2 separate regions of the Homo sapiens genome follow, and region 2 is linked to region 1. Evidence: read pairs that join two places in POLR2A ChIA-PET (ENCODE). Cell type or tissue: Caco-2. All regions are shown on one strand. Links, peaks and the distances in the headings refer to the core of each region. The heading gives the core; the rest is flanking DNA. Region 1 holds the start of CLDN4 (claudin 4). Region 2 has its middle 5.1 kb from the start of BAZ1B.

Evidence for each region. Peaks named below come from ENCODE experiments on the same cell type or tissue, not always from the same donor. Only the 100,000 strongest peaks of a DNase experiment are listed, where the experiment ranks them.
Region 2: POLR2A ChIA-PET joins it to region 1 with 14 read pairs; 2 of 35 experiments call an interaction of 5 or more read pairs at or near these places.

The regions. Positions count from the first base shown.
Region 1 is chr7:73,830,361-73,834,742 of GRCh38, forward strand. It overlaps CLDN4 (claudin 4), which reads left to right and starts at 636. Exons shown (of 1, transcript NM_001305.5): 1 at 636-2,330. The coding sequence starts at 842. The coding sequence ends at 1,471. METTL27 (methyltransferase like 27) reads right to left here. Exons shown (of 6, transcript NM_152559.3): 6 at 4,230-4,382. RefSeq lists enhancers at 322-1,024, 1,025-1,727. In Caco-2, for the core only: no CTCF peak of the experiment used is centred there; DNase peaks (open chromatin) are centred at 581, 1,130, 2,001 and 3,171; H3K4me3 peaks cover 2,759 bases.
Region 2 is chr7:73,525,158-73,529,539 of GRCh38, forward strand. No RefSeq gene overlaps it. Among named protein-coding and RNA genes, the nearest start is that of BAZ1B, 5.1 kb to the left of the region's middle. RefSeq lists an enhancer at 563-632. In Caco-2, for the core only: no CTCF peak of the experiment used is centred there; a DNase peak (open chromatin) is centred at 1,894.

The DNA of each region.
Region 1 (4,382 bases), core at 383-4,382:
GGTGATAAGGATGGGTGAGAGTGGGTGATGTACCCCGGAGTCCTGGCCTCCCGGCTCCTCACTCCCCTACACGTAACTTTATCCGGCCAATGCCGCAAAGACTGCTGGTGAGGCCAGATGCATGAGTGATCATACTCACAACAGTCGTGAAACTGCCAGTGATGAAACTGGTAAGGACAAGAAATGACAATAATCAAGGTGGGGTTTCTCGTGGACGTTTCCAAGACTTCATTCTCAAATTCTCTCCCTCAGGGTCCCCACCCTGTCCTCCCACCTAAGCCTGGAATGAGGGGGCACTGGCCTGTGGGGACCCTGGTCTTCAGGCTCCCAAACCTGGCTGGGTCTGGTTGCCCCCTGGCCTTAACCTGTGAACATCCAGCTGTCCCTGGGCTGTGATTCAGTGTCTGTCTCCCGGGTGACCTCAGCATGGGCTTTGAGGAAGGGGAGAGAGTAGTTTCTTCTGAGACTGGATAGTGACTCAGGGACCCGGGGCTGGGGCCTCAAAAGTGCCTTTGTTGGCCTGGGCTCAGGAATCCAGAGAAACTGGTCAGGAGGAGGCCCCAGTGACAAAAACCCCTCCCTCTGCCCCCGCCCCTCTGCCAGAGCCATATAACTGCTCAACCTGTCCCCGAGAGAGAGTGCCCTGGCAGCTGTCGGCTGGAAGGAACTGGTCTGCTCACACTTGCTGGCTTGCGCATCAGGACTGGCTTTATCTCCTGACTCACGGTGCAAAGGTGCACTCTGCGAACGTTAAGTCCGTCCCCAGCGCTTGGAATCCTACGGCCCCCACAGCCGGATCCCCTCAGCCTTCCAGGTCCTCAACTCCCGTGGACGCTGAACAATGGCCTCCATGGGGCTACAGGTAATGGGCATCGCGCTGGCCGTCCTGGGCTGGCTGGCCGTCATGCTGTGCTGCGCGCTGCCCATGTGGCGCGTGACGGCCTTCATCGGCAGCAACATTGTCACCTCGCAGACCATCTGGGAGGGCCTATGGATGAACTGCGTGGTGCAGAGCACCGGCCAGATGCAGTGCAAGGTGTACGACTCGCTGCTGGCACTGCCGCAGGACCTGCAGGCGGCCCGCGCCCTCGTCATCATCAGCATCATCGTGGCTGCTCTGGGCGTGCTGCTGTCCGTGGTGGGGGGCAAGTGTACCAACTGCCTGGAGGATGAAAGCGCCAAGGCCAAGACCATGATCGTGGCGGGCGTGGTGTTCCTGTTGGCCGGCCTTATGGTGATAGTGCCGGTGTCCTGGACGGCCCACAACATCATCCAAGACTTCTACAATCCGCTGGTGGCCTCCGGGCAGAAGCGGGAGATGGGTGCCTCGCTCTACGTCGGCTGGGCCGCCTCCGGCCTGCTGCTCCTTGGCGGGGGGCTGCTTTGCTGCAACTGTCCACCCCGCACAGACAAGCCTTACTCCGCCAAGTATTCTGCTGCCCGCTCTGCTGCTGCCAGCAACTACGTGTAAGGTGCCACGGCTCCACTCTGTTCCTCTCTGCTTTGTTCTTCCCTGGACTGAGCTCAGCGCAGGCTGTGACCCCAGGAGGGCCCTGCCACGGGCCACTGGCTGCTGGGGACTGGGGACTGGGCAGAGACTGAGCCAGGCAGGAAGGCAGCAGCCTTCAGCCTCTCTGGCCCACTCGGACAACTTCCCAAGGCCGCCTCCTGCTAGCAAGAACAGAGTCCACCCTCCTCTGGATATTGGGGAGGGACGGAAGTGACAGGGTGTGGTGGTGGAGTGGGGAGCTGGCTTCTGCTGGCCAGGATAGCTTAACCCTGACTTTGGGATCTGCCTGCATCGGCGTTGGCCACTGTCCCCATTTACATTTTCCCCACTCTGTCTGCCTGCATCTCCTCTGTTCCGGGTAGGCCTTGATATCACCTCTGGGACTGTGCCTTGCTCACCGAAACCCGCGCCCAGGAGTATGGCTGAGGCCTTGCCCACCCACCTGCCTGGGAAGTGCAGAGTGGATGGACGGGTTTAGAGGGGAGGGGCGAAGGTGCTGTAAACAGGTTTGGGCAGTGGTGGGGGAGGGGGCCAGAGAGGCGGCTCAGGTTGCCCAGCTCTGTGGCCTCAGGACTCTCTGCCTCACCCGCTTCAGCCCAGGGCCCCTGGAGACTGATCCCCTCTGAGTCCTCTGCCCCTTCCAAGGACACTAATGAGCCTGGGAGGGTGGCAGGGAGGAGGGGACAGCTTCACCCTTGGAAGTCCTGGGGTTTTTCCTCTTCCTTCTTTGTGGTTTCTGTTTTGTAATTTAAGAAGAGCTATTCATCACTGTAATTATTATTATTTTCTACAATAAATGGGACCTGTGCACAGGAGGAAATTTTATTGTCTCTGATTTCAACTGTGGAGGTGGGTGGGGAAGGGCTGGAGGCCTGGGTGCGGGGGTGGGGGGGGTCAGTCAGGGGCAGGACCACTGTGTTTTGGCCGGGACATAAACACTTAAAAAAAAAAAAAAAAAACGAGATCCAGGGAATTGTGAAAAATTGGAGCTGGGCCGGGTGCGGTAGTGAGCACCTGCAATCCCAGCACTTTAAAAGGTCGAGGTGGGAGGATCGCTCGAGGCAGGAGTTTGAGACCAGCCTGGGGAACATAGTGGCACCATCTCTACAAAAAGTTAAAAAAATTAGCTGGGTGTGGTGGCTCATGCCTGTAATCCCTGTACTTGGGGAGGTCGAGGTAGGCGAATTGCTTGAGCCCAGGAGTTTGAGGCTGCAGTGAGCTTTGATCGCACCACTGCACTCCAGCCTGGGTGACAGGGCGAGACCTTATCTCTTAACGAAAAAAAAAAAAAAATCGAAACGGGCCTCCAAGGTATCACCTTAAAAAAGAAATTAAATGGGCCCCCAAGGTATCACCTTGTCCACTGTATATGGGTTGGAGGGTAAACCCATATACAGAAAACAGCGTATGCCCGGGACCCCGGTGAAGGGTTGGGGACCCCAGGAGGGACGTCCCCACGTGGGCTCCCAGCTCCGAGGTATGGGCCACCTGCCACCCCCACCCCGCTGTTGTTGCAGCTTTGTCTGGGCAGTCAGGCTGGTCTGTTCCTCTTTGCTGAGTCACCCTACAGGTCCCCCTTCCCAGCCTTTGCACAGCCGGTCCCTGCTTCCAGCCTGGAATGTCCCTTTTCCCTTCTCCACCCTCTGGATCCTGCTCGTCCTGAAAGCCCAGCTCCCAGCCTCCTCCCCCATGAAGTCTTCCCATTCTCTTGGATGGAGAAATTATTATCAGCCCTGTTCACATCCCTGAGGTGCTGAGGGTCACCAAATGCCTTTCACCTGGAGGGCAGCCTTCAAGCCACGCCCAGAGCTCGGCATTCTGATCCCTTGATCGATGAGGAAACCAAGTGTGGCCCAGGCCCAGACCTACAGCTTGGGATTTTGGACTCCAAATTTGGGTGGGGGAGCTGTCCAGGACAGGACTTGGGCCTCAGCAACCACTTGGGCTTGGCCTTGGCCTTGAGTCTCTGCCCTGCTACTGTTGTGCAAAGCATGTTCCAAGCTTGCTCAGGCTTCATTTTCTTGTCAGTAAGTTAGAGGTGAGCGGACCCAGCACTCTGGAAGGAGGGATCCAGGGAGGCCCCAGGAAGGGGTCTTCTCCATCATTTCTTGCTTTTTTTCTTTTCTTTTCTTTTTTTTTTTGAGACAGAGTCTTGCTCTGTTGCCCAGGCTGGAGTGCAGTGGTGTGCTCTGGGCTCACTGCAACCTCTGCCTCCCAGGCTCAAGTGATTCTCCTGTCTCAGCCTCCCAAATAGCTGGCATGCACCCACGGCACCTGGCTGATTTTTCCAATTTTTTTTTTTTTTGAGACAGAGTCTCGCTCTGTCACCCAGTGGCACCATCTCAGCTCACTGCAACCTCCGCCTCCTGGGCTCATGCAATTCTCCTGCCTCAGCCTCGCAACTAGCTGGGATTACAGGGGTGTGCTACCATGCCCAGCTAATTTTTGTATTTTTAGTAGAGACAGGGTTTCGCCATGTTGGCCAGGCTGGTCTCGAACTCCAGACCTCAAGTGATCCTCCCGCCTCGGCCTCCCAAAGTGTTAATTTTTACAATTTTTCTTTAAGATAGGGGTCTCACTATGTTGCCCAGGCTGGTTTTGAACTCGTGGTCTCAAGAGATCCTCCTGCCTTGGCCTTCCAAATTGTTGGGATTACAGGTGTGAGCCACCACACCCTGCTACGTCTCGATTCTGGAACCCACAGGAACAGATGCCACTGTTTTCTGGGAGCTCATTTAATAGGCAGGGCATTTCTGAGGGGCAGGGTTGGTTCGGAGGTCCCATTTTACAGGGGAGGCAGAGGAGGCCCAGCAGATGGGCCCAGCTAAGGCCACATGGAGTCAGGGGCCAGCTGGGGGCTGGGGGCTGGATC
Region 2 (4,382 bases), core at 272-4,271, 310 kb before region 1:
TGGTGGCTCACACCTGTAATCTCAGCACTTTGGGAGGCTGAGGAGAGAGGATACTTTGCGGCCAAGAGTTTGAGACAAGTCTAGGCAACATGGCAAAACCCCGTCTCTGCTAAAAATACAAAAATCAGCCGGGCGTGGTGGCGCATACCTGTAATCCCAGCTACTTGGGAGGCTGAGGCAGGAGAATTGCTTGAACCCGGGAGGCAGAGGTTGCAGTGAGCTGAGATGGTGCCCAGTCTGGGCGATAAAGCGAAATTCCATCTCAAAAAAAAAAAAAAAAAAGCAAAAGAAAACAATTTGATATTTCAGAACAGCATCTCACTTTGCACATGTGAACTGGGCACCATAATCATTTCAGCGCTTGGGTCCGCTGTGGGCTAGAATCCATTGCTGGGATTGGTGAAGATGGGATCTGAGATGGGAAAATCGGTAATGGGCTTGGTTTCAGCCATGTGAACTCCAGGTACCCTGAAGAGCCATCCAGAACACAGCCGGAAATTCTGAGGGAGGAAGTGGGAGCTGGAGGTGGGGCTTGGTGGTCACAGTACAGAAACTTGAGCTTCAGGAACCATATAGAGCTTATGAAGAGACCCCAAATAAAGAACAGTGCTCATCTCGGGGAAATGGATTTATGGTTTTTGCGTTTTGTCTCATTTTGAGACAAGATCTTGCACTGTCGCCCAGGCTGGAGTGAGTGCAGTGGGGGATCACAGCTCACTGCAACCTCGACCTCCTGGACTCAAGATCCTCAGCCTCCAGAGTAGCTGGGACTACAGGCACACACCACCATGTCCTGCTAAGTATTTTCTTTTTTGTAGAGACGGTGACGGGGATGGGGTCTCACTGTGTTGCCCAGGCTGGCCTCAAGCCCCTGGCCTCAAGGTTTCCTCCCTCCTCAGCCTGTCAAAGTGCTGGGATTACAGGCATAAGCCACCGCACCAGGCCTGGAATTACAATTTTTTTTCTTTTCTTTTTTTTCACCCCTCCTTTTTCACTGGAATTACAATTGATGTGATTTTCTTCTTTATATTTTTCTATATTTTATGATTATGTTTTTATAATGACTACATTATTAGTTTGTTTTTGAGATAGGGTCTCACTCTGTTGCCCAGGCTGGAGTGCAGTTGCACAATCTCAACTCACTGCAACGTCCACCTCCCAGGCTCAAGTGATCCTCCCACCTCAGCCTCCCAAATAGCTGGGACCACAGGCACACAACACCATGCCCAGCTCTTTTTTTGTGTTTTTGGCAGAGACAGGGTCTCACCATGTTGCCCAGGATGGTCTCAAATTCCTGAGCTCAAATGATCCACCCACCTAAGCCTCCCAAACTGCCAGGATTACAAGCGTGAGCCACCACTCCTGGCTCTTTTTCTTTCTTTCTTTTTTAAAATACATTTTAAAAACTATTTTAGGCCGGGCAGGGGTGGATCATGCCTGTAATCCCAGCACTTTGGGAGGCCGAGGCGGGCAAATCACGAGGTCAGGAGTTGGAGACCAGCCCGGCCAATATGGTGAAACCCTGTCTGGCTCTACTAAAAATATAAAAATTTAGCTGGGTGTGGTGGTGTGTGCCTGTAGTCCCAGCTACTCGGGAGACTGAGGCAGGAGAATCGCTTGAACCCAGAAGGCGGAGGTTGCAATGAGCCGAGATCGCGCCACTGCACTCCTGCCTGGGTGACAGAATGAGACTCCATCTAAAAAAAAAAAAATATATATATATATATATATATATATTTTAATAAAGACACGTCTCACTATATATTGCCTGGGCTATTCTCAAACTCCTGCCTCCTGGGCTCAAATGATCCTCTCACTCTGGCCTCCCAAAGTGCTGTAATTACAGTCATGAGCCACCGCACCTGGCCCTGGTTTTATTTCTCTTAATGGCTTCGCCTTCCTGTTTAGCCCACAGGCTCAGCCTCTGACCTCTCTCTTGAGCTCCACAGCCTCAGGGGCAACTAGATAACATCCATTCTAGCAGCCTAAAATCTTGAACTGTTTCCCCTTCCTGTCTTTCCACAGCACCTGCTTCAGGCCTTTATTATTTCTGCCCAAAATTGCTATGATACTGACTTGTTGCTTAAAAAAATGTTTTCAGTTGCATTCAAATTATGTATTATCATGGTAAAATGAAAACAGTTCCAAAAAGAAACATATATCAGTGTGCAGATGGATGGATTTTTAAAAAACATAAAAACATAGTTCCAAAGAAAATCAAATACTCCTACAAAAAGCAGCCCAGCCACACTCCTCTAACCACTTCCTGCTCCCCTTGGGCATCCATTTCCAACTCCTTAAACGTTTCCTCTAGTCTTTAGCTCTATATTTTTAATAATTCATATACTGCTATTTTCAGTTTCAGTTTTTTTTTCCTTTTTTTTTTTTTTTTTTTTTTGAGACAGGGTCTCACTGTGTCACCCAGGCTGGAGTGCAGTGGTGTGATCAAAGCTCACTGCAGCCTCGAAGTCCCTTTCTCAAGCAGTCCTCCCACCTCAGCCTCTAGAGTAGCTGGGACCACAGGCATGTGCCACCCAGTTGATTTTTGTATCTTTTTTTTTTTTTTTTTTTTGAGACCAAGTCTCGCTCTGTTGCCCAGACTGGAGTGCAGTGGTGCAATCTTGGCTCACTGCAACCTCCACCTCCCGGGCTCAAGCGATTCTCCTGCCTCAGCATCCCAAGTAGCTGGGATTACAGGCTCCTGCCGCCACCCCTGGCTAATTTTTGTATTTTTAGTAGAGACAGTATTGCACCATGTTGGCCAGGCTGGTCTCGAACTCTTGACCTCAAGTGATCCACCTGCCTCGGCCTCCCAAAGTGCTGGGATTACAGGCATGAGCCACCGCACCCAGCCTAATTTTTGTATCTTTTGTAGAGACAGGGTCTTGCTCGCTGTGTTGCCCAGGCTGGTCCTGAACTCCTGAGCTCAAACAATCCACCCACCTCGGCCTTCCAAAGTGCTGGGATTACAGGCGTGAGCCACCGCGCCTGGCCTAGTTTTTCAGTTATAAATATTAGCTATTGACTTTCTTCAGTGGAAGATGAGAACTTAGCCCCACAAACACCACGCACATATGCAAACATATTCCCAAAAGAATTATATTGCAATTGGCTAAATCAGCATGCAGCGTATAACTTATGATTATGCATTATTCAGATGATTCATGTGGTAAACTCATTACATTTCCTTTCTTTTGTTGTCTCTGGATGACTTCAGTCTGTTTTTACTTCGTTTTCTCTGGACCTATCTCTGCTCTGTCCCCAGACTGACAGAACTGTAACTCTTCTCTCAATATATGCAAACACATCCGGCAGGCACTGTCCTTCCCATCTGTCTCCCTGCCTCCCCTCTCTTTCCTCTCCATGGTATCCAGCACACCGTGGCACTCTAATGTTTACAGCTTCCAATGGATGGCTCCTTAAAGCAAACAGAATTAAACCAAACTGTGGCCTAACCTTCAAGGCCCTCCACAATCCATCCACCATCTTGGTACTTCTGCCCTCAAACTCCTTATGCTATCAAAACCTAGGTTTATCTAGGTTTTTTTTTTTTTTTTTTTTTTTTTTTTGCGACGGAGTCTCACTGTATTACCCAGGCTGGAGTGCGGTGGCGCAATATTGCCTCACTGCAACCTTGCAACCTCTGCCGCCCAGGTTCAACCGATTCTCCTGCCTCAGCCTCCCAAGTAGCTGGGATTACAGGTGCCTGCCACCACACCAAGCTACTTTTGTTTTTTAGTAGAGACGGGGTTTCACCATCTTGGCCAGGCTGGTCTTGAACTCCTGACCTCGTGATCCACCCACCTCAGCCTCCCAAAGTGCTGGGATTACAGGTGTGAGCCACTGCACCCAGCTGGTTTTTTTCTTTCTTTTTTTTGAGATGGAGTTTCGCTCTTGTTGCCCAGGCTGGAGTGCCATGGCGCGACCTCTGCTCACCACGACCTCCGCCTCCTGGGTTCAAGCAATTCTCCTGCCTCAGCCTCCAGAGTAGCTGGGATTACAGGCATGTGCCACTATGCTCAGCTAATTTTGTATTTTTAGTAGACATGGGGTTCCTCCATGTTGGTTAGGCTGGTCTCGAACTCCCAACCTCAGGTGATCCGCCTGCCTCGGCCTCCCAAAATGCTGGGATTACAGGCGTGAGCCACCATGCCCGGCCAGTTTTTTTGTTTTGTTTTGTTTTTTGTTTTTCTTTTTTTTTGAGATGGAGTTTCCATATTGTTGCCGAGGCTGGAGCGCAATGGCCCAATCTCAGCTCACCGCAACCTCCGCCTCCCAGGTTCAAGCAATTCTCCTGCCTCAGCCTCCCAAGTAGCTGGGATTAATGGTGCCTGCCACCATGTCTGGCTAATTTTTTGTATTTTTTTTTTAGTAGAGACAGG